Linked DNA regions of Homo sapiens: region 2 is linked to region 1. Evidence: read pairs that join two places in POLR2A ChIA-PET (ENCODE). Cell type or tissue: OCI-LY7. All regions are shown on one strand. Links, peaks and the distances in the headings refer to the core of each region. The heading gives the core; the rest is flanking DNA.

Region 1 (2,930 bases), core at 95-2,594:
CCCTGCTTGACATTTGGTCTCCACCCTTCCCCTTTCTCCCCTGTGTGGGCTAGCTCCAGCCATGCCACTGTATCTAATGTGCACTTTCCTACCTCATGCTAAGGGCTTTCTCTGAAATATACTTCACGCCTCCTCTTTCCTCTGTACAAGTCTGACTCATCTTGAAAGGCCCAACTGTGAAGTCACCTTTTCTGTGAAGTTTTCCTCAACAACTTTTTCATCTGAAAGACTTATTCATTCTGTTGTCTGCTATGTCGCCTTTTTATGCCTCTGTTTTGTGGTGGTTGTTACAGCCTGGTTGGCTTTATTGTCAGTAGTGTGTTGGCAGGTAGGACAGGTGTGTGTTTGTGTGTTTGTGTGTGTCTCAAGAGGGAAGATACTGTGTCCCGGCCAGGCCTGTGTCTCCTTAGCACTCAGCACAGAGACCTTCCCTCCTGAAATACAGGGTCCACCAGTTGGGTACAACTCTTAGGAGGATGAATAACAGATTTCCTATTCTAGATACTCCACTCCGTGTTCTGTTTTAAAATAAATTTATTAAGCAGCCTATTAAAAATGACATAGTTTAGAGCTAGGCTGAATTAAAACCAGTATATAATTAGATTTTATTCTGTCTTTGTAAATGCATAAAGGATATCACTGGGTATGTGATATGAAGCATTCCTTGTGTCCCAGACACCAATTTCATGACTCAGGAAATTTCAGCAAAAACACAAAACTCTAATCTTTCCAGATACTGTTTTGTTGCCTGCCAAAACTTAGACATAAATTGCAGGGGGAAGAAAAGCATTATGTCCACAATTAAGAGAATTGACACTTTATGTGTATATAATCTGTTACTATTATTTGTGCTCAGATTACAGTTTTTGATGTTCATTATTTCATTCTTTCAGCAAACATCTGTTGAGTGACGACCACATTCCAGACATTGTGCTGGGTTCAGTGGAGCTTGTAGTCTCATGAGGAGGACGTGCAGTAACAGTTGTATAGGCAACGACAGCACAGGGAAAAGAGTGGTTGACTTTGTGACACAGGTGGTCCTGCAGGGTGAATAGGAACTGATCAAGTAGACAGGGTAGGGAGGGTGGAGCTCAGGAGACATACCTGACAGAGTGGACAGTGTGCGCCAAGAATGGAGAAGTAGGAAATGGCATGGCTTACTTTAGTATTTAGCTGTCATTTTCATTTTTAATAGGAAATATATATTGTACATGTTGTAAAATGCAAATAGATCAACAGTGACAGTTAAGTCCTATCTTTCCTCTGACCCTCAGCCACACAAGTCCTCTCCTTAGAGAGAGCCACTGTTACATTTTCTTGTAAATGCCCTTCCACGGAATTATGATACATTTATAAACCTGAGATAGATTTTTATCTCCCCTCAAAAGGTAACATGTTATGCAACTTGTTTTTCATCTTGCTTTTTTCCACCTAATGCATAGGATGTGTGTAGAGTGGCTGCATTCTTTTTAATGTAATGGCTATAGACTCCATTATGTGAGTGGACAACAGTTTATTTAGTTGGTACCCTTTGGAGGAGACATTTAGGCCTTTTATAATAATGTGGTGTCGCCTATCCCATGATGTAGATTGGAATAAGTGAGCAACAGCCAGACTACAGAGCTGAGGGTTGTAAATATATTCAACTCTTAGTTCAGATTCTGCTAACAAACAGAAAGTCAAGCATGTTGGAGAAAGAACCAAATCGAATTCCAAGAAATGCAATATATTCATTGAAATTACAAACTCAAGATAAAGAACTGAAAAGACAGCACTGAATCCTAACCACTAGACTACCAGATTTAAATGTAAACTATATTAATCCTAGTAGAAAACCTAGAAAGTACCCTTCCTGACATCAGACTTGGCATAGAATTTTTTGGCTAAGTCCTCAGAAGTAATTGCAACAAAACCAAAAGTAGGCAAGTGGGACCTGATTAAAGAGCTTCTGCACAGCAAAAGAAACTATTAACAGAGTAAACAATCTACAGAATGGGAGAAAATATTTGCAAACTATGCATCTGACAAAGGTCTAATTTCCAGAATCTGTAAGGAACTTAACAAGCAAAAAACAAATAATCACATTAAAAAATGGACAATGGAACAGACACTTCTCAAAAGAAGACATACAAGTGGCCAAGAAGCATATAAAAAAAGTTGATTATCACTGATCATTTGAGCAATGCAAATCAAAACCACAGTGCAATACCCTTCCATACCAGTCAGAATGGCTGTTATTAAATAGTCAAATAAAACAGATGCTGGCAAGGCTGCACAGAAAAGGGGAACACATATACACTGTTGATAGGAATGTAAATTAATTCAGCCACTGTGGAAAGCAGTTTGGAGATTTCTCAAGGAACTTAGAACTACCATTTGACCTGGTAATCCCACTACTGGGTATATATCCAAAGGAATATAAATTGTTCTATTATAAAGACACATGCATTCATATGTTCATTGCAGCACTATTCACAATAACAAAGACATGGAACCAACCTAGGTGCCCATCAACAGTGGATTGGATAAAGAAAATGTGGCACATATACCCCAGGGAATACTACACGGCCATAAAAAAGAACAAGATTACGTTCTTTGCACCAACATGGAAGTAGCTGGAGGCCATAATCCTAAGCAAATTAACACAGGAACAGAAAACCAACTACTGCATGTTCTCACCTGTAACAGGGAGCTAAACATTAGTACACATGGACATAAAGATGGAAACCATAGACACTGGGTACTATGAGAGGGGGAGATGGGGGTGTGGATTGAAAAATTACCTGTTGGGTACTATGTTCACTACCTGGGTGACAGGATCCATACTCCAAACCTCAGCATCATGCAAGTATACCTGTGTAACAAACCTGTACATGTTCCCCCTGTATTTAAAATAAAAGTTGAAATTATATTTTTAAAAACAGAACTGA
Region 2 (2,930 bases), core at 319-2,818, 330 kb after region 1:
ATATCACTTTCCTAGTGTATATCTTTATTCTATCTCTTTTTTTTACCCTGCTCTGATTTAAAGGATTATTCGATTAGACTATTAGGCAAGGGATTCAAAGTTCTCCCATTTCATCACCGATAAAACTAGAAATGACTCTCTCATGAAGACAAAAAGTCCTTTGACATGTCCTAGAAGAGGTGCCAAGCCGTAGTTGAGGGCATACAGAACACAGAATCAATTATTGACCAATAATCAAGCATTCCTATCTACTTCTATGGGAGAAATGATGGTTTTCTTGATATTAAAGGAGAGCATGAAGGTTTTCTTTCCGCCTGCCGTGAGCATCATGATGAAGAATGCCCATGGGCTGTTTAGAACAGACAAGTTGATAATCAGGTAATGTAGGATTAGGAGAGGTTATGGGATTTCAGAATTAAAGGAATTATGAATCAACAATTGTCTACTTACTAAGTTAAGGAGATAACTGCATAGATTTGCCAACATGAATTCAGCTATGAATTCATTCGTCTTGGAAAAATATGAAAGTAAATAATTATGGACTTAATCCATGTAGAATAAAATTTTATTTAGTCAGACACTACCAATAAAAATTTTATGATACTCAAGAATGAGAGGTTGAATACTTAAGAGAATAGAAAGATATCAAATATCTTTAATTGCCTGTCATTAGGGTTGTGCAAATTACAAACATACCTTATCTCTTCCTTGAAGCAGATCCACTAATTGATGATGATAACAAACAACTATGTTATTGGTTTATATATTTACTATACTATAATTTTTATCATTATTTTAGAGTGTACTCTTTGTACTTGTAAAAAAAAAAAAAGTTAACCATAAAACATCCTCAGGCAGATCCTTCAGGAAGTATTCCAGAAGAAGGCATTGTTATCATAGGAGAAGAAAGCTCCATGTATATTATTGCCTTTGAAGACCTTCCACTGGGACAAGATGCGGAGATGGAAGGCAGTGATATTGATGATCCTGATCCTGACCCTGTGTAAGCCTAGGTTAATATGTGTGTTTGTGTCTTAGTTTGTAACAAAAAAGTTTAAAAAACAAAAAATAAAAAATCTAAAAATAAAAAGGCTTAGAGAATCAGGATATAAAGAAAATATTTTTGTATAGCTGTACAATGTATTTATATTTTAAGCTAAATGTTAATACAAAAGAGTCTTAAAAATGGAAAAGTTTATAAAGTAAAAAAGTTACAGTAAGCTAAGGTTATTATTGACTTTTTTTTTTTTTTTTTGAGACGGAGTCTCGCTCTGTTGCCCAGGCTGGAGTGCAGTCATGCCATCTCGGCTCACTGCAACCTACGCCTCCCAGGTTCAAGCGATTCTCCTGCCTCAGCCTCCCAAGTAGCTGGGACTACATGGCGCCCACCACCATGCCCGGCTAATTTTTGTATTTTTAATAGAGACGGAGTTTCACCATGTTGGCCAGGCTGGTCTCTAACTCCTGAGCTTGTGGTACGCCCCCCTCGGCCTCCCAAAGTGCTGGGATTACAGGCGCGAGCCACGGCTCCTGGCCTTTTTTTTTTTTTAAGAGATAGGGTCTCTGTCTGTTTCCCAGGCTGACTAGAGTGCAGTGGTGTGATCGTAGCTGACTGTAGCCTCAAACTCCTGAGCTCAAGCGATTCTCCCACCTCAGCCTCCTGAGTAGCTAGGACTACAGGCATGCACAATCGCACCTGGCTAATTTTATTTTTCGTAGTGATGGGGTTTTACTATATTGCCCAGGCTGGTCTGAAACTCCTGGGTTCAAGTAATTCTCCTGCCTCGGCCTTCTAAAGCACAGGGATTACAGATGTGAGCCATTGTGCCTGGGAGAAAGAAAAAACTTTAAATTAGTGTAGCATAAGTATACAGTGTTTATGAAGTCTGCAGTAGTGTACAGTAATGTCCCAGGCCTTCCCATTCACTCACCACTCACCTGATTCAGCCAGAGCAACTTCCAGTCCTGCAAGCTCCATTTATAAGTGCCCGTATAGGTGTACTATTTTTTATATTTTACATCATATTTTTACTGTGTCTTTTCTGGTCAGATATGCTTAGATACACAAATACCATTTTGTTATAATTGCCTACAGTATTCAGTACAGTAATATGCTGTACAGGTTTGTAGCCTAGGAACAATGGTCTATACTATAGAGCCTAGGTGTGCAGTAGGCTTTACCATCTAGGTTTATGTAAGTATACTCCATGATGTTCTCACAAAAATGAAAACTGCCTAATGTCACATTTCTCAGAATGAAGTTCCTTTCTGTGTGTGTGTGTGTGTGTGTGTGTGTGTGTGTGTGTGTGTGTGTGAGATGGAGTCTCGCTCTGTCGCCCAGGCTGGAGTGCAGTGGTACAATCTCGGCTCACTGAAACCTCCGCCTCCTGGGTTCAAGCGATTCTCCTGTCTCAGCCTCCCGAGCAGCTGGGACTACAGGCATGCGCCAACACGCTCACCTTATTTTTGTATATTTAGTAGAGACAGGGTTTCACCATATTGGACAGGCTGCTCTCGAACTCCTGACCTCATGATCCACTGGCGTCGGCCTCCCAAAGTGCTGGGATTACAGGCGTGAGCCACTGCACCCGGCCTGAAGTTCCATTGTTAAATGAGGCATGACGGTAATTGATGTAGGAAAGCTATTGCTTTTTTGATGTCTATTTTGTATATCTTGTTTGAGACAGTTATTCAACTGTCTTACTAGGTCTACCTTGGAGTTTGAGACAATAATATAGTTCCTTTTTTATTGCATTGGCTATGTTCTCAAGGGCAAAATGAAATCATAGCAGTCACAACGATCATCTTTTTAAAAATCTTGACATTAATAGGAATCCTTGTAACATTTACTTCACTAATATGTGCGATACTTTCTGATGCTTTCTTATAGGAACCTTTTATTTTATAGGTTTCATTTTATTATTCAAATA

The links. Peaks named below come from ENCODE experiments on the same cell type or tissue, not always from the same donor. Only the 100,000 strongest peaks of a DNase experiment are listed, where the experiment ranks them.
Region 2: POLR2A ChIA-PET joins it to region 1 with 5 read pairs; 2 of 35 experiments call an interaction of 5 or more read pairs at or near these places.

Annotation. Positions count from the first base shown.
Region 1 is chrX:46,702,268-46,705,197 of GRCh38, reverse strand. All of the region lies in intron 1 of SLC9A7 (solute carrier family 9 member A7), which reads left to right. Among named protein-coding and RNA genes, the nearest start is that of SLC9A7, 55 kb to the left of the region's middle. RefSeq lists a silencer at 957-1,026. In OCI-LY7, for the core only: no CTCF peak of the experiment used is centred there; a DNase peak (open chromatin) is centred at 1,047; H3K4me3 peaks cover 621 bases; H3K27ac peaks cover 891 bases.
Region 2 is chrX:46,369,845-46,372,774 of GRCh38, reverse strand. No RefSeq gene overlaps it. Among named protein-coding and RNA genes, the nearest start is that of LINC01186, 44 kb to the right of the region's middle. In OCI-LY7, for the core only: no CTCF peak of the experiment used is centred there; no DNase peak of the experiment used is centred there.